Regions from separate parts of the Homo sapiens genome. Here region 1 is linked to region 2. The links are chromatin loops, found by intact Hi-C in ENCODE. Cell type or tissue: PC-9. All regions are shown on one strand. Links, peaks and the distances in the headings refer to the core of each region. The heading gives the core; the rest is flanking DNA.

Evidence for each region. Hi-C counts contacts between places; a loop is a spot of excess contacts. Peaks named below come from ENCODE experiments on the same cell type or tissue, not always from the same donor. Only the 100,000 strongest peaks of a DNase experiment are listed, where the experiment ranks them.
Region 1: a loop joins it to region 2, with 8 times the contacts of the local background. A loop is called at or near these places in 6 of 110 quality-filtered maps.

The regions. Positions count from the first base shown.
Region 1 is chr10:33,286,198-33,295,657 of GRCh38, forward strand. All of the region lies in intron 2 of NRP1 (neuropilin 1), which reads right to left. It also overlaps the pseudogene RN7SL398P. Among named protein-coding and RNA genes, the nearest start is that of NRP1, 44 kb to the right of the region's middle. In PC-9, for the core only: a CTCF peak has its summit at 4,854; DNase peaks (open chromatin) are centred at 4,534 and 5,234; H3K4me3 peaks cover 2,152 bases; H3K27ac peaks cover 2,500 bases.
Region 2 is chr10:33,188,880-33,198,339 of GRCh38, forward strand. It overlaps NRP1 (neuropilin 1), which reads right to left. Exons shown (of 17, transcript NM_003873.7): 12 at 8,771-8,830; 13 at 3,402-3,539. Among named protein-coding and RNA genes, the nearest start is that of IATPR, 77 kb to the left of the region's middle. In PC-9, for the core only: a CTCF peak has its summit at 4,593; no DNase peak of the experiment used is centred there.

The sequences.
Region 1 (9,460 bases), core at 3,447-5,946, 97 kb after region 2:
AGATAAGCAAAGAAACGGCTTCTCTAATTGCATAAAGGTTGTTGAGATGTTATTACTTTAGCAAGACAGGGATGGCAAGTATGCATGTAAGTATTTCACAGGCTCTGCAAAACGTGTGGGAAGCCTGTGTCACAGAGGGAAGGATGGATGACTAGACTTCCCCTCTGTGTTCTTATCCCTTGAATGCCTTGCTTTTCCCTCCATTCCTACATCCTCCTCCTACATCTGCCCTTCCTGCTAATCTGGGACCATGCAATCTAGAGGTAGAGTCTTGTGATGAGAATGAAGATAATCCCATCATTCTTTGGAGCAAGGATCCAGGAAATGGAGAGAGGTCCAGGGCAGAATGAAGGGCTGATCCAGGTCTCCCATAGATGGCCCCAAGCACCAGAGAGCCAAAGAAATGCCTGGATGACCATTTAACACAAGCATTTTCCACATCTATTTTGAGGGTTGGCTTTCTGATGCCACAGAACAAACTTAACTTATTCTGCTGACTTTTCTTTTACAAACTGGGCATGCCAGCCAAGAACTCCAAATTCTGGACAGAGAACATGACTATTTTTATAGCTGTTTAGTTGCTATGCTGAATTTTCTCTCCGCCCCCCCACCCAAGCAACTAGGCAATTTCATGCCAAATCTTATAGTCCATTTAACATTTTTGCGTGTGTGTAATATAATAAGATTATTGCTGCACTGTAAAAATGTCATTGATTCAGGAGACCTTTCTTAATGACTGAGATTGCAATAATCCCCCTTCCCAGACATAGGCAAAATACCCATTTTCACTAATTAAACACACACATAACTTTCATAAATTTTAAATTTAAAATAGGCTTTTGTAAATTTCAAAGTCAAATGGTCTTTATATCAATTACTTACTAAGGAATTCCTCCCTAATTATTCACCAACGAACATACACTCAAAAACACAGGTTAACAGCTCAAATACTACTGGAGCAGAAGTAACATTGAATTTGGCAGTCATTAAAAATAATAACTTCAACTTGATGTTTTTCTAAGTTTTCTTCTTTAAATACAATGTCTTCAAAAATACTTTCTCATTAATGTGTGACAGGCACGTTAAACACAGGCTGTGCAAATATTTGAACAGTAATAATATTGATTTCTTCCATGGCAATTTTCCATACAAATGGTAGAAGACTACTAGCAGAAGCTCTGATTTCTACTCTCATGATGCTCTGCAATTAAACAGGAAAGGATTCTTAGCATGTACGACATACATAATTTTTGGTGGAAAAAGTAGTAATAGCTTATATTTACATAGCCCATTTTTCTGAAAAGCTGAAAGAGGTTTTATGCTTGTCATTATTTTAGAAGCTTGGAGAGAAAGAATGAACAGGTGGTGTCCTGTTACACATGAGAATATCTTTACTGCAGCTATATCCCCATCACTATTGAGATAGCTAGTTGACTTGATAAGACCATGGGTTTCACAGGCAATTCTTTAGCCTGACTAGTGAGTCTACTGAATTAACTCCTGCATTCTTCACCCAGAGGCCCATAGAGGTGTCTGGAGTGGAAGGAATGGCATAGACAGAGTCAATGCCTCATCCTTGGGTCCGGACCTTGCTGCCTGTGACTAGGATATCAATCAATAGCATGGGTGCTGTGGAGAAGGTAAGAGAAATGGAAGCTGTGTCTGCTGAAGATCATTTGAGGACATTTCCATAGCAGCTTGTCTGCCATGGTCTCTCGAGCATGCTTAGCCCATTCACAACGTCAGAGCTGTCTCAAGATAGAGTGTGAGCCCGAGCTTTTCTGGGTTGCAAACAACACGGTGCCTTTCCTTCTAACCCTAACCCAAACTTGGTAAAGAATGGTATCTAAATTTGGTTAAAGTGAACTTTGATGACAGTCCTAAAAAATAAAATATATATCCTAGTAGATAAATGTCAGGGTAAAATGAAAATTAGAACGGTTGATTTGGAGGTCAAATGTATGTCCAGGTATTGGCCACATGATTTTCATTTTTAAAGCTCAAATAGAAAGAGGCATGCCTTGGCTAATCCTGTGGGTATGTTTCTGCCCCAAGTCCCTACCAGTTACTATTCTTGGGATAGTGTTAGTTCTTTTTTCATTTCTTAGAGATGGAGTCTCACTGTGTTGCCTTGGCTGGAGTGCAGTGGCTATTCATAGGCACAATCCCACTACTGATCACCATGGGAGTTTTGAGCTGCTTTGTTTCCAACCTGGGCTGGTTCACCCCTCGTTAGGCAAGCTGTTGGTCCCCTGTTCCAAGGAGGTCACCATTATCGATGCTGAACTTAATGTGGACATCTCATCAGCACAGTGCACTACAGCCCAGAACGCCTAGGCTCAAGTGATCCTCTCACCTCAGCCTCCTGAGTAGCTGGGACTACAGGCACACCACCTCACCTGGCATGTTAGTTCTTTTGAAGGACAAAGGCAAGAGCCTGATGTCGCTTATCTAAAGATAACTAGAGAATTTTTCTGGCATCCCTTTCTAGATGTTTCTTTTTTCTTATTGCTGCTGATTCAAATCTCACTCTTTCAAAGCCCACCCAAGGTTCATTTATTCTGTGAAGCTTTTCTTTTACTCAATAACCTGTAAATGTTCCTCTCCTTGAATGTATAAAACCCTTAATTAGGGAGTAGGAGCCAAGGAATAAAAGTTTGCCAAATGTTGCACTACAACTGTTTTTAGGGGGGTCTTGTGTGCCTTATTTACTTCCCTGATAAAATGTATACTTTTAGGTAGGAAATATCTTCCTACTTACCCTAAATTTTTCTGAGAATCAAAAACAGTATTGTTTCCCTGGGATTAAGTTCATGCTACTGAGAAAATGAACCTGCAAGAGAAACTAAAACAACCACCGCATAGCCCAGGTAGTCAAACTATTTTATATTCATACTTTTAACAACACTTAAACAGAATCTTCTAAATCGTTTAGGAACTAGCTCTGGAAGAGAACACCTTAAACTTTCAGACATTTTTTTCTACAAATCACATAAATCACTTCTGGGAAAACTCAAAGCATGGCGGGGTGTACTGCTTTTGTTCCAATTACATTAAACCTTATAAAAATAGCCATAATGACAACAACATCTCTTCAGAAGGGCATGCCAAATACTTAGGGGGCTTAGTCTCACCAAGACCTTCTGGGATTTCGTTACCTAACGCCTATTAGTGATAATAGGTATTACGTCTATAAATCCCTAGGTGCTTATATCAATCTTATCTGTTTTAGTTTCCACAGGTGGAGTGATAACTCTAATGAGGTCCACGTCATCATGACTCCTGTTTAGAGAAATAAAATGTTTAGATCTCAACTTTCCTGCCATTCCCTAGTGGTGTTATAAATAAGGGTGACATTGACGCATTTCAAATTGTTCCTCGAAGAGCGGCAATTCATTATCTTTTAAAGAAATTTGCTCCACATCAAGTCTCAATCCAACTGACATTAGCGTGTGTTAGATACACATACGAATGGTAAGTTTTGCCTGATGAAGCTGTTAATTATTCTCCTGGCTATGTTCACTCCTTACTTTACCACTCTCCTCTATTTCCTTCAATTAGGCACCAAGCATCAAAAGGTTTGCTACGTTTTATCGTTATCACTAATCTGAGTGCACGACACACAATTCATTCTCTTTTCTTTAGTGCCTGAAAATAAAAATCCGCTACCTTTTGTACGGAAGGTCAGTATCTGCGGAGGCCAGCATTTTAGACAGACTACTTGTTCCTTCATTTGAATTTCAAATTCTTATCTATAAATGCTTTTCACCCCCACTTTAAATCCAGGGGCTGAGGAGCATTGTGCGCCCTGCTTTAATAATCTTGGTCTCTTGCATAGCTTGGATATGTAAATTACAGGTTTTGTTCTTTTATTTCTCCCTTTTAGTATCTAACTTCCATTGAAATGGAATATAAGTCCTGCAGCCACTTTGCAACCTGAGGATGTATAGAATGCCTATATGTGATACGTCTATATGTGCATATATTTGTGTATGCTTGAGCATAAATATAAAATATTACAATCTTATCTGTCTACAGAAGATTAATTTACAAAATAAAAAGTTTCCAAATCTGTGCTAGTTTAGTTTGTCCTTCAGAGGACAAAATGCTGTCCTTTGAAGCTCATTTTGTGTGTCTTTGTTACCAAGAGGTTTTTTTTTTTTTTTTTTTAATTCATAGGGGCCACCAAGGCATGAGGGGATGACCGACCCTGGTTAATCCAAACCACAGGACAGACAAAAGATTAATTCCAGTCGCCAGATGATTAACTCTGGTCATTGGGTCACAACCTTGCCTGTCAGTAACTTACTCCTAAACTCCTTCAGGAAAATAAGGAAACTTGAACACGCCACTTTTAAAGTCAAACTCAGTGCCATTATGAAAGACCCTGTATTCTGTGCAAGGTTTCTTGGAGGAATCTGATTTCCAGCTTTTGTTCAATTAGTTTCGTATCAGTCAATCCTTGTTTAAAAACATGTCATAAGTCTCTGTGGTTTGTGCACGCTTCAATTACCTCCGATTATTACATCAAGATTCACAAACGAGATACCAGAGTCACTCCTATTTACTGGGAAATGCTATTGAAGCAAACTGAAATTCAATTTCAGAAAAGATTGCAATAACCCGTCAAAACATCCAAGGAGAGAGGAAGTTGGGCCTCAAGGTGCGTGGGGCCATTGTTAAATGCAAGACGGCATCTCACCTAATAATTTAAACATGGTCTCGTGGCCTGACATTTTTAATGCTTCCTTGATCTCTTTCTTCCAGCCCTGCGTGTTCTTTGCCACTGTAGGGGGCAGTGCATAGCGGGTTGTGGATTAAATACCAAGCCTCATTCTGCCAATAGCACTTTTAGGAGGGGAAAAATCATTGGGTGCTTTTATAAATAGTCACGCCGTAGGTGTCCACAGAAAGCAACCTTTATTCAGGGCTTTTAAAAGCTGCCTGCTTTTTAGATACAAACCAATCCATAAAACTACCAAGTTCAAATTGTCAGCTATTATCTGGGCAGTAAGTTTCAGGCACCTCTGCAGGCTGATTTGATGGTTTTTGTCAGCGCAAATTAGGATCCTAGGTTTAAGTAACGCAATCTGGCTCTAAAAATTAATTTAACTTGCCCAATCCCCACAATACACAGCCCGGAGTTCACATTTACTTTGTGACTCATTGCATTTGAATTAAACTAGAGGGCTAAGAATTTTATGCCTGAAGCAGCTCTGACTCTGAAGAACAGAAACAAACACATATTTCTCCCATCATTTGCTGCTTCAGGGCAAGAAAAAGAAAGCCACTGTAATTTGGAGACAAGACTTTTCCAGACAACTATGAACAACAGCAACCACAGACCAGTACTAAACAGAAATGTGTTGTGGAAACCTGGACTTCAGTAAGAAATTAGTAGGAGCATATCAAACAGATGCAAATATACAATTTTTGATAGATATGGTGTTGGCATGAATTCTAGACGTAAACTCAAAGGGATTGGAAACTTGTTTGTAAATGAACATTTAAAACACAGATTGCGAAGTGTTTTTTGGAAGCAGAGAATCAATTAAATGAAGGAAAATTTAGAAGAGTCATAGACCTGAAAATAAACTAGAAAATTGTCTGTTTCAATATATCCTTATTTTCAAATATGGAAGCTAAGGCTCTAAGAGATTGGGTTGGCCAAGATCACAGTTAGGTTTTTTTGTCTGTTTTGTTTTGTTTTTCATTTTGTTTTTTGAGGCAGGGCCTCAATCTGTCACCCAGGCTGGAGTGCAGTGGTGCAATCTCGGCTCACTGTAGCCTCGACATCCTGGGCTCAGGTGATCCTCCCATCTTAGCCTCCAGAGTAGCTACGACTACAGGTGCATGCCATCACACGTGGCTAATATTTTGTAGAGACAGGGTTTTGCCATGTTGTCCATACTGGTTTTGAACTCTCTGGCTCAAGTGATCCACCCACCTCAGCCTCTCAAAGTGCTGGGATTACAGGCATGAGTCACGGTGCCCAGCCCACAGATTTAGTTGTGAAGTCAGAAAACCCATGTCTTCTGACTCTCATCTTAAACTTTTCCATAAACTTCTCAAACAGGTTTTCCCACTTGTATCGATTAAGAATGCAAATCCTCTCTGCTAATTTACTTCTTTCCCAATTGTTCTTGGAAAGCAAAATTCTACAATATCAAACTCTTGATTGTAGGCCCTCTTATCTTTCCAGCATATTTTTTTACATAAACAAAGTGGTTTTTAAAATCTTCATTCAAAAAAATATATATGCATTTTGAAGTGTTCTGATGGTCTTGGTTCATGTTTAATTCCAAATATAAGTAGAGAGGAAAGTAAGTTGTCTATGTATAGACCACATGCTGACCTTGACACTGAAGCCCAGCAGGTGAAAGAGGGCATCCGAGAATTTTGGTGGCAATCTTAACGTAGGGCTTGAAAGGCCCTGAAGAGTTCATTTGTCCAACCTAATCCAGTTCCAGCAGATAAGCAGATTTGTATCTGTCCTGTTTGTAAAACCTGCCAACGACGGTGGCTCATGCCTGTAATCCCAGCACTTTGGGAGGCCGAGGTGGGTGGGTTACCTGAGGTCAGAAGTTCGAGACCAGCCTGGCCAACATGGTGAAACCCTGTCTCTACTAAAAATACAAAAATTAGCTGGGTGTGGTGGCACACACCTGTAATCTCACCTACTCAGGGCTGAGCCTGGAGAATTGCCTGAACTCGGGAGGCAGAGGTTGCAGTGAGCCGAGATCGTGCCATTGCACTCTGGCCTGGGCAACAGAGTGAGACTCCATCTCAAAAAAAAAAAAAGCCCGCCAATGAAAGTAATTCCACAGCTTCCCTATGACCTCATTTCTGTAGTCCATAACCCCTACCTTCAAGAAAATTTTAGAAGACAGGCTTCCGATTTGTCTTGTTTCAGTTTGAGATCATGAATACTAAAATAATAAAATCTACTTTTATCTGGAATACTTAAATTCCTTATTTTTTCAGATGAGGTAAGAAACATTTATAAAATATTAACTTGAACACAATGGTCCAGACAGGAGCTTTTTTCCCAGGCTTTTCCTTCCCTGGAATATTTTTGGCCTGACAAACTTTAACTTCTTTAGTACATATCTTGGCAGCCAGTGCAGAGGAAAACAGAAACAGGGGCCTCCTTAGAATTTTACAACCTGTTTGGACTGTTGCATCTTTATAATGGGGATGGTAACTCTCTTTTCATGAATTCAGTCACATACAATTAATTTCATTGTGCCAGAAACAAGGAAAACTGTCACGGACCGGAATTACAGAGGAGAATTTGGAGGGCATCTTCTCTGACCCCTAAATGCTACCGATAAGGAAACAGAGCCCCCCGTAAGTTATGTGGGCTGCTAAAGGTCACACGACCAACCGTCCACAGCAAAGTCAGCACTGGATTCTGGATTCTCTGCTTTTTCTATTAAAACACACTCACTCAGCATTCAGCAAAGAGGGGAGAGAAAACAGAAAACATGTTCGTTATTTTTGAAGGAAGAATGCCTGCCATCTGCTAAAAACGTGCTCGCGTGCATGCACACACACACGTGCTCAAAACCCAATAAAATTCTTTAAAACTTAGCTGATTTGCATAAGAAAGATGTGGCACTATTACCACACGATGGATTTTATCAATTTCTGAATATCCATGTGAATGAATGGATTTCACTCATCCATACTCAACGTGAATTCTTTTGTCTGTCACAGTCATAGCACGGATAATGTGCTTTCTTCAGAATTAACCTCAGGACAACCCAAAGAGGTCGCAAATACCAACTAAAATACACTCTTCATTTTACATTACTATTGAACAATGCTGGTGTGTGAGCAAATGGATCTAAGTAGAATCTGTGGGCTTTGCAACCTCGAGTCAAAATCAGTGTGATTCCTTCCAAATAACATGCTGATCGCTTAGTAATTTTCAAGTGCATGTGCAGTTTTATGTCATGGTGGGGGTCCTACATATCTCAAACGCTTCAGTGAGTGTGGGATTTGGGGATGAGTTCTTAGAATGTGAGAATATAGCCAGAGTGTGACCTGGCATTTAGCTTCCTGCAAATGTGCATCACTGTTCTTCATGGAGTTGATGTCTTTGCAGAGCAATGCTTTATCAAAATCTATGTCCTGGCCAGGCACAGTGGCTCACGCCTGTAATCCCAGCACTTTGGGAGGCCGAAGAGGGCGGATCTCCTGAGGTCGGGAGTTCGAGACCAGCCTGACCAACATGGAGAAACCTCATCTCTACTAAAAATACAAAATTAGCCGGTCATTGGTGGCACACGCCTGTAATCCCAGCTACTCGGGAGGCTGAGGCAGGAGAATCACTCGAACCCGGGAGGCAGAGATTGTGGTGAGTTGACATCCGCCACTGCAGTTCAGCCTGGACAACAAGAGTGAAACTCCGTCTCAAAAAAAAAAAAAAAAAATCTATGTCCTAATAACTGTGCTAAGAGAGCCAAGGGGACCAGAAGAGTAAGTATCTCAAAGTTAATGAGGAAGATAAGAAGGAAAATGCCATTTTTGTGAAACCCTGAAGGGTTCACCAGGCGTAAGGGAACCTGGGACAGAACTTCACCTCTCTGGGCCTTCGTTTCCTCATCTGCAACCTAAGGGGATTACCCTAGAAGATCTCTAAGGCCCTTTTGATTAACAACAAACACATCATGATTCAAAAACAGTTATGCTGTGTTTGGGTTTCATCATAGCCCAGGGTCTCTGACTTGTCCTGATGCCACCTATATACTACATCAACTTTGGGCAATGGGTCTCAAGCAAAGCATTCTTCAAGTGCCCCACAGTTATCAAATAATTTAAAAATCTTAGATTTTCATTTTTGTGATTATCTTCTAAAAATGGCAGTTATACCCATTGTGGAGCACCTAGACAGGTACCATATAAGGAGTACTGCCATGTCTTTTTGTAGCAACACATATGTTTGTGTTGATGATTGAATGACTGCCAAGTGCGGTGATAGGAAAGCATGAATCCCTATATAGCCAAGGTTTTCCAGTTGTTCAAAAATAAAACAGTGGTGGGAGAGGTGAGCCATCACTTGGGAACACAGGAGTAACATGGATCTGAACTCGAAAGACCCCGCATCCTGGCCTTTGGCAGCATGTTCAAGTCTGTGGACAATTGATAAGCAACAGTTCATTCGTGGTCAGTCTAGACATAAATAGGCAGTGAAGAACTTTCCATTAGAAGATTTTCTTCCCAGACCAGGTGCAGTGGCTCACGCCTGTAATCTCAGCATTTTGGGAGGCTGAGGTGGGAGGACTGCTTGAGTACAGGAGTTCCAGACCAGCCTGGGCAAAAGAGCCAGATCCTGTCTCTACAAAACAATTTTTAAGTTAGTCAGGCATGGTGGTGCACACCTGTAGTCCCAGCTACTTGGGAGGCTGAGGTGTGAGGATCACTTGAGCCCAGGAGGTTGAGGCTGCAGTGAGCC
Region 2 (9,460 bases), core at 3,367-5,866:
TCCAACCTAGGCAACAGAGACCCTGTCTTAAATATATATATATATATATATATATATAAATTAAAACTGCTCGTGTTGCTCCTCTGCTTAGAATTCTTCAGAGGCTGCTCACTGCCTGCAGCCTATCCACACTTCTTCACAAAGAGGGAGCGCTGGCAGCCCCTCCAATGGACCTTTTATCCACCCCCATCCTGTTTTCCTCCTGGTCACTGCATCACCAACTTAAGGTATAGTATAAAGAACCAGCAGTGTCCTGCCAAACACACACACACACACACTCACTCACAATAAACACCCGATCCACAAACTTCTGCTCTACTCAGTGAAAATGGAAGGAATCCAATTTCATCAATTTCCTTGTCAATCTCATTAGGCAAGGAGGTAGTTCCCAAAGTCATGCACACTCTGCCTCTATCTAACTGCTTCCCATACAAAAACCTGTGCAAAGCACACCAAACATGAGCCAGTAAAATAAGCCTAGCTCAGCCGGTGTCTGAGACAGGGCTGCTTTCCTTGACCCCTCTTCCGTCATCTTTTACATGGTCCATTGTCACTGGCCTCTGCCATTGGAAGCCCTCACTGAACTGCACTGTGGTTGCTTCCCAACCATGATCAGACTGCGAGTTCCTCAAGCGTAGGGACCTCTTCCTTTACACGTGTATTTCCAGTGCCCAAGTCAGCATCTGCCCTGTAACAGAGCTTCTCAAATACCACTTGTTCACTGAACCAGGGAGAGATGCCAGACTTCAGGAATCCTCTGAAAGGAGGTACCTAGTTCCATTCTTTGAGGTCAAATGCAGAAAACCAAGCAAATGGGATGCCTTTCGATAAGCAGCAGGATATTTTACCTAGCTAGTGTTCATTTTCTTTTTAAACAACCCAATGTCTGGCTTGCAAAGTTTCACCAAATAATATTATAAAAAAAGCACCATCTACTCTCTAATGTCAGTCTATGCGCGGGAGCTTCGTGAAGGGCTCTTTTCATCTGGATCTTTTTCCCGTTAACAAGTAGTTCCTGCCTTTCAGATGTCGGGCTCACCCATCTCTCTACACAAATGATTGTGTTTCTAGAACTGCAGGGGCTCTTTCTAGTCGGAGCTGACCTGGCACAACTGCCAAGTAAATCTGGGTGGCTGAGAGAACAAAAGAGTCAAACCCTTCTGAAGGAATCGCACTTCTCAGCTGTTAATCTACGACAAGCTCTCCTTCTCTGATACTCTAACACATAAAGCACTGATATTTTCCCTTTCAAGGGTTTTATCACAGTTCTGGGTCAGGAACTCTGTCTTCATTTTCTCAATTAGCACTTTACTTCTGCAAGCCTTTTAGCTTTTGTCTCTGGCTAACATAGCTTTTAACCTCCTTTGAATGTCAGATCCTACTGAGCCATTTTGCTTCACTTTGCATCAATTTTTCCACCATTACTGCCTTCATTTTGGCTAATTGCATTTAGTTAATTTGATGCCATTTATATGTACAGTGCCATTTACAGTCAAAGTATTTTAAGTTTTCTAAAACTGCCTGTCTTAAGATTCAATTGAAAGTGTCTCAGATTTGAAGGAGTCCAATTTTATCCAATTTCCTTGTCATTCTCATTAGGCAAGGAGGTGGCTGTGGTGGAAGGAGGCCTATTCAACCTATTTAATGGTTATATTCACTGGGAGAAAAGTGAACCACAAAATGGGAAAGGCATGAAGTACCCTTGGCCCAGCCTTCAGTCCACTGACTCACTCACCCAAAGAGCCAAGATGGGGAGAATTTAATGAGATTTCCTAGCATCAGCAAATGCCCCCCTGGGGTACCTTTTGGGAAGCCACTACTTGAGCAAGCAGTGCTCTGTAAGTATTTCTGAGTGGGTGCAGAAGTTCATGGATTGGGCGTTTGTTGTGAGTGTGTATATGTGTGTGTGTGTATGTGTGTGTGTGTGCATGTGTGTTGGGCCAGACATGGCTGGTTATTTCTTTATTTTTAATTTTTATTTTTTTCTCTTTAGAGACAGGTTCTAATTCTGTCACCCAGGCTGGAGTGCAATGGTGTGATCATAGGTCACTGCAGCCTTGAACTCCTAGGCTCAAAGGATCCTAAAACAGACTCTGAGTAGCTGGGACTACAAGTGTGCGCCCTTATGCCTGGCTGATTTTAAAAAAAAAATTTATTTTGTAGTGTCAGTATCTTGCTATGTTGCCCAGGCTGGTCTCTAACTCTCTAACTCAACTGATTCTCCTGTTCTGGCCTCCCAAAGTGCTGGGATTACAGGTGTGAGCCACCACGTCCAGTCTGCTGGTCCTTTATACTGTACTTCAAGTTGGGCAGTGAAATGACTAGGTGGGTAGCAGGAAGGGGGCAGATAATAGAGTTCACTGGAGAAGCTGCCAGCTTTTTCTGTCCCCCAACCCATTCCTCCCCCACCAATTAATCTTAGGAAGAAAGTAAGGCAGGAGGTGGTGGGAGGGTTGTGATCTAGGGCATGGTGAGGTTTCTACCTGCTCAAAGGAAATACACTACACTTTCAATCTTTCCCCAGTGAATAAGAATTCCACACCGTCTTTCCCCACCTCCCCTTCAAGGGTCGGGAGAGAGCAAGCATTGTGAATTGTTTCTTTAGTTGTAAAATAAACGAGGGGACATAATATATGCTTGGACTTGTTTGAAAATAATTCAGAGTCAGGGATGACAGACATAAATTAAGTTTCCTATGATCTGATAATTGTTGAAGCAGGGTCGTGCACATAGAGAATTCATTCTACTATTTCTTTTCCATTTGTGAATATGTTTGAAATTGCCCAAAATAAGAAGTTCAGAAAAAGTATAAGATGAGGCTAGTTGCGGTGCCTCACACCTATAATCCCAGCACTTTGGGAAGCTGAGGTGGGTGGATCACAAGGTCAGGAGTTCGAGACCAGCCCGGCCAATGTGGTGAAATCCCGTCTCTACTAAAAATACAAAAAATTAGCTGGGTGTGGTGGTGTATGCCTGTAATCCCAGGTACTTGGGAGGCTGAGGCAAGAGAATCGTGTGAAGCCAGGAGGCGGAGGTTGCAGTGAGTGGAGCTAGTGCCACTGCATTCCAGCCCGGGCAACAGTGTGAGACTCCATTTCAAAAAAAAAAAAAAAAAAAAAAAGGATAAGATGAATGCTAATTCATAGATCCTTGCCCAATTTGCTGTTTTCAAGGAGGCCAATCAGTGGCCAACTTCAAGGGGCATTACTATGATTTGCCCTATGCTTCTCGCTACTAGGGAAAGAGACATTGTTAATTCTAGAAAATAATAGCACATGTGAACGCCTGTAGTAATTCCTACCCGCCCTAAATTCACAGACATTAGAAACCCTCCCAGTAACACAGCCTCGGAATCAAAGAGAATCTGCAAAGCCATGCAGCCGAAGTGAACTCTGTGATACCTGTGTGATCCTGAATGGGTCCCGTCTTGCTGGTCAACACACTCCACTTGAGCTGCACGTGATTGTCATGTTCCCAGTGGCAGAAGGTCTTGTGAGAGCCCCAGCCAAATTCACAGTTAAAACCATATGTTGGAAACTCTTCAGTGGGTGGGAAGTAAAAATAAGAGACAAGCAAAGAAAGGCAAATTTGATCATTTAGGGTCACAAAGGCCCTTGGTTCACTCATGGAAAGCACGATTTATACAACTTTATGTCTGTTTGAAAATTCCAGGAAAGCCAGGATTACCAAGAAACCAAAAGATGCATGGAGATGTCAAAATGTTTGCAAAACCACATTTAGTAATTTCTTTAAAAATCCAGCTTTAAAAGGATTATGGACTGCCTGTCAAATTGGGTTTACATAAAATCTCCAGGAAGGCTATTTTCTAAAGCACGTGTATTACATTTGCTGCACTCTCCCCATTTCCACAGTATTTAATATGAAAGCCATTCTGTTCTTGAGGATAAATCATATAAGTTGATACCCACCAATGAAAAGAATCTTAATTAGAGATTGACCCATGAAGCCTCAAAAGTGGAAAGTAACTTGGCGAAATGCCTCACCCAGGAGGTTTTCTCTATTTCCACCTCACCAGTTCATGCTTCAGGTCTTTAATGTCAGGGTTAGAATCTCTTAAGCATTTTAGGATTATTTTTTTTTCTTCCATGCCTTCTATAAGGTCGATTAATTTAAGTATAAATTTCTGCTTTTTTAATTTCTAAATTTACATATAAATTGTTCACCCGGCTTAAAACCTCAATGTAAGGTCATCTAAATCCAAAGCCCATTTCAATAGCTACCCGTTTTTACTTCTCTTTTCTTTTTTTTAATGTTCAAAAGGCTTCCTTAGGAATCTGAAAAGACAGCGTGAATGAATTCACGGGAATGACTTGCCTTGTGTGTGCCCTACAAGGTGCTGTTGGACTATGGTGTTTTTAAAACCCACAGCCTGACATTTTACACAGCCTCTTTTTGAAAGGAGCTTAACTTTTAAGTATGGGAAAAATGAAATCATTGCTACTTATTCCAAGTATGACTGTTGTTTTGGTAAACATAAGCTAACAATAAAAAAAATTCTAAAGATGAAATTCTCGGGCTTCTGCCCCCTCCTTTCGTCCTCCTATAAAGAACGAAGCCCGCAGATGCAGCTGTTTTCTCCAGTGACGAAGGGCCTTTAGGCTTGTCACTGACTTTAGGCAGTCCACGAGGTGGCAGCATTGAAACAAACAGGAAGGCGCCTGGGGCATCTGGACCGTTGAACTTAAAAATAAGCCTCAAAAGAATCCCTATGAACAATAAGGGAAGTCTGGTATTAGATGCTGTATTAGGGTCAGGCCAAGACCTTATCTCATTTTGAGCTTCTTTAACTTGCTTGTGTTTATTAACAAAGTATCTCGCCTTCTGCTCTGAGCCTTGTCTCCATGGCCCCTCCCCCAATGGCAGGAGGAATTTTAATGGGAAGATTTATTGAATAGATAAGAATGATTTACTTTGCATTTTTAGTTTATAAGGAACCCTTTTCTAGAGCTAATGTCAAATTTTGGAAGGAATCCACCATAAAAACTGTCCAAATGGAGCAGTTTGGATTCTCCCAATGATAATGTGACCTCCCAAAGGGTAGACAGAGCCAGTTTGGGAAAGTAAACTAGTAAGCTATGTGATGTGTAAAATGTGAGTACTTTCATTTAGTGCAAACAGGCTATATTTCACAGCTGTAGTGTCATCGGAGAGATATATTTCATGTCTAGTCTATCATAGCCATGAAATAGGACTTCTTAAGGCATGGGAAACCCTCTCCAAAATTTACCACTCTTTTCCGCAGCAAGATTGAATTATGTAGATGAAGTACAGTCAACTGAACGGTGACTGAATGATTGAGCAACCTTGGATGCCAACGCCCATGACCCTGAAATGTACTGTTGCATAATCTCATGTTAGAAAATGTTAATATTGGAACATGTTAATGTGTGTGTGGTTTTGATTTTTCTCCTTAAATGTACTTTATAAAACATGCACATTCAGGATAAAGAAAGCCACCCCAGCACACACAGTTCTGCCTGTATTTACTTTGTTAATACATTACATTTATTGTTTATAGAACAGAAAATGACATCATCCATTCTTTTGGCTCTTCATATTCTGATGATACCATAAAATGTAGGAACTTGGATATTTTTGAAATGACCAGGACATGGAACCGCTTTGCCTGAAAAAATGTTTCAGGCACTTCTCGCTTCAGAGAATGACAGTCTGCCTTTACCTTCCAATGTCCTTCCCCATCCTGTACATTTAACCAGGTGAACCGCTCTAAGTTTTTGTATTTTACTGCTCTTTTATCTTCTTGTCTTGATCATGTAACTTGTGGCAATTTGGTTATTTAAAGGATATGTTTTTAGATCAATGCCTTTTGTTGGGGAGGGTTATGGAGTGAGAGGTTCAATGTGGAAACTTCCAGCCTGGCTAGAAAGACAAACACACAAACCACCCATAAACATTTATAGAAAGGGAAAAGAAAGAGAGAAGGACAGAGGAAAGGAGAAAGGGAGAGAGAAAAGGAGAGAAAAAAGCAAATTAATGAATGAAACAAACATATAGGACTACTGACGTTTACGTTTTCAAAATATTACCCAAGCCCTGGCGGGGCACACAACTCTCATTAAATTCAATGGGGGTAATCCAGCTAAATCCCTTCTTGACTCTTAAAAATAGCAGGAAACAATATTCTGAACTTAAAACAAATTTACAGCCTCTGAGAGCAAGTACCAGCTGTGCTTGCCCAACCCATCTTGCCTGAAGTTGGATCATTAGCACCATATGTATGCATAAGGATTTAATTTTTATATCTGGTATTCCAAACTTCTATAGAGCAGTTTAACTCACTTGTTCATAGACTAGTCTTTCAGTCTAAACAAGCAGAGGTGCTCAGGCCCATACAATCGTAGGTGATGAATATACTCCGAACTGCTGCAGGAATGCTGGAGGAGCCTCAGAGGGTTAGAGCTCTCGCCAGAGAGAGCTAGATTAAAAATGTAAGGATCCCATCACTTGCTGGCAGAGCATTAACCAGCTTTTATGCATCTGATTACATAAAAGTATATAAATATTATATGCCCATGGAGTTTATTATATTGATGAGAATCAGCAAGATGAAATAGTAAGACTCTGAGTTGAGTCTATAATAGCAAAATGGAATTATGATGAAGGTTTTGAGGTCTCATTGACTGCTGCTTGTGATGATGCTTGAAGAATCTGGAGCCTGCAGAACAGTGTGGATCAAAGTATCAGGTGACTCAGGCCACTGGGTCAACTCTTCAGAGTTAGACCTGACCCCTGGCTTGAAGCATGCTCAAGTCCCCATGCAATATTCTGGGCATTGACTTAGCCAGAAGGTGACAATCAACAGAAGTCCTTCCAGGAAGGTCAGACAGCCCATTACCCACAAACAGAGCACTTGGAGTCCAGATTCATGACTCAGACAATGGAGAAACAGGAAAGCAAGTCAATTTGAAAAGAACTCTGCACTGACTGTGAAATGCAAACCGGACCTGACCACCCCTGATCAGTAGACCCGCGTGGTTTGGATTGAACTTGTTCAGATGGTGATAGCAACGGGTCCTACTGTTTGCAATTTGCATACCTGCCCTCTGACCACAGTAGACTCTGTGACAGGACCGACTGGCCCCTCTGAGAAGCCATCCCTTGAGTGACCTTGAGATTGTGCACAAATCAAATGTGTTAACAAAACCGCTCCTGCTCTGACAATATTGACCTTCAACATTCAGGGAAGATTACCTAGATTTGGAATCTGATAGAACTTTCCATTTTCTACACAGCTGTTGTTCACTTTTATTTTTTTTAACGATCCCTACCCCCTTTCATAGTCAAGGAGAAGAGAGATGAGATGAAACAAATTAGCTGGCGACTTCATAGTGGCTTTAATTACCTCTCTGGTAAGAGAAGAAACTGCAACAACAGCTAAAATGTTTGTTATATGATCAGAACTTCATTTGTTCACCTCACCCCTCTTCCCTATCCCAGAAAGGACATAGAGAACCAACTGGTGGTCACTACCCTTCATCCACAGAAAATCTTCCTGAGGGCTGAGAACTTTCAGGAAAGGTACAAAGAAAAGGAAAGGCACGGCTTTTTTCATGAGATACCTTCAGCTATGGGAGGTGCCTGCGCAGTCTTTGAAAGCCACATTTTACAACTTAAGATGTGTGTAGGACGACACCATTTTCTGAATTTAGGCAGTGACTCTTCTGTTTCATCTCTTGGTTTTGTAGAGGGTGTCTGGGCTGTGTGGTAGCAGGAATTTTGTCAACCTGAACATGCTACAGGGCAGCTGGGGGTTAAGTTTGACCAAAGAGAAGTTTGTTTTGCAGTTTAATCAGGTCAACAGTGACAGCGTCCTTTAAGGAAGCATACTAATTAGGGCGGCCCTTTCTACTTTCTGCCTAGCTGGGTAGTGTCATACCATAGAGGAAACATTGATATACACCACACGCCCCATTAATAAATGACTGCAGAAGCCAAGACTGAGTGAGCTTCAATAGAGGAAATGGGAGAAAGCTGGAAAACTGACCTGTTCACCTTAGTCTAATGATTAACTTTAAAGTATTTAAAACCTCTGATTGCTTATACTGACTGTTTCCCTTCATGTACGTCTGCCGGGAAGAATTTCACAGGATACTAACAAAACACAAAGGCCAGTGAGAGGAAGGCCACCGTTTAACCGTGACTGGCCCCTGATCGACAGCAAACCGAGGGCTTTAAAAGTCGTTACGCTTTTCTATTAATAAAAGGATGAGGAGGTGCTGTTCCCAAGGGTGTGCTTCTCTCTGTGCACAATTATAAACTCTGGTTTCCTGAACCCCGTTTTGTGGCACGCCCACTGGAAACACTGTTGTAAAACTGCCAACTCCATGGCAGGCAAAACTGACAAACTTTGCCTGCCTGGGTTTTGCAGGATTGGGATGAAAATAAATAGTCGGGCTGTGCTGCCTGTGAGATTTCCTTCTCCTGTAGTTTGCAAACACAATCCATGTCCTAGATGTGCTGCGTTTAAACAAAGTATGTTACTCCGTTCCTTCAGTGGAGAGCTGGGATTGTCACCATTTGGCAATTACTGATGGAGAAGGAAATCTCACTCCCTGCTGCATATACATGTGGATGAAAGGAAAGCAATATTTATGGCTCATGCTTGGAGACCAGATGCTGTGTGGCATCTCTCCTTCTAGGACTTTCAGAGAAACTGAAAGCGAGGAGCGCAGCCGCGGAGAGAAGAGAGGTACATGGAATCTGTCACATTTCGTATTTTATTTGATACCTGATTGTATGGTGCTGTCTATGACCGTGGGCTTTTCTGTGGCCAGCACAGTGGTGCCACCTGAAAAACAAAAACAGGAACATGCAAAAATAAGAAAACAGTAGCGAATATGCAGGAGAAAAATGTATGCTTACAAATGTCTATCAGAGGCAAATATTTTCCATAGAAAAATCCTTTTAATTTCAATGATAGCAATTGTTTCCCTTCAATTTTGCTCACCACAATATCAAATTCAAATAAACCATTATTTTTTTTTTTTACCTAACGCATTTCTTTTAAAAATTTATAAATAAAATAATTGTCTAAATTAACAAATGGAAGTTGTATATATTTATGGCATACAACGTGATGTTTTGGTACACTTAGTGGAATGGCTAAATCAAGCTAATTCACATATGCATTACTTCATAAACCTATTTTAGGCTTTTTTTTTTTTTTGGTGAGAACACTTAAAATCTAATCTCTTAGCAATTTTCTTTTTTTTAAATTTTTAAATTTTTTTTTTTTTTTGAGATGGAGTCTCACTCTGTTGCCCAGGCTGGAATGCAGTGGCACAATCTCGGCTCACTACAACCTCCGCCTCCCAGGTTCAAGCGATTCTCCTGCCTCAGACTCCCGAGTAGCTGGGATTACAGGCGTGCACTACCATGCCCAGGTAATTTTTGTATTTTTAGTAGAGACAGGGTTTCA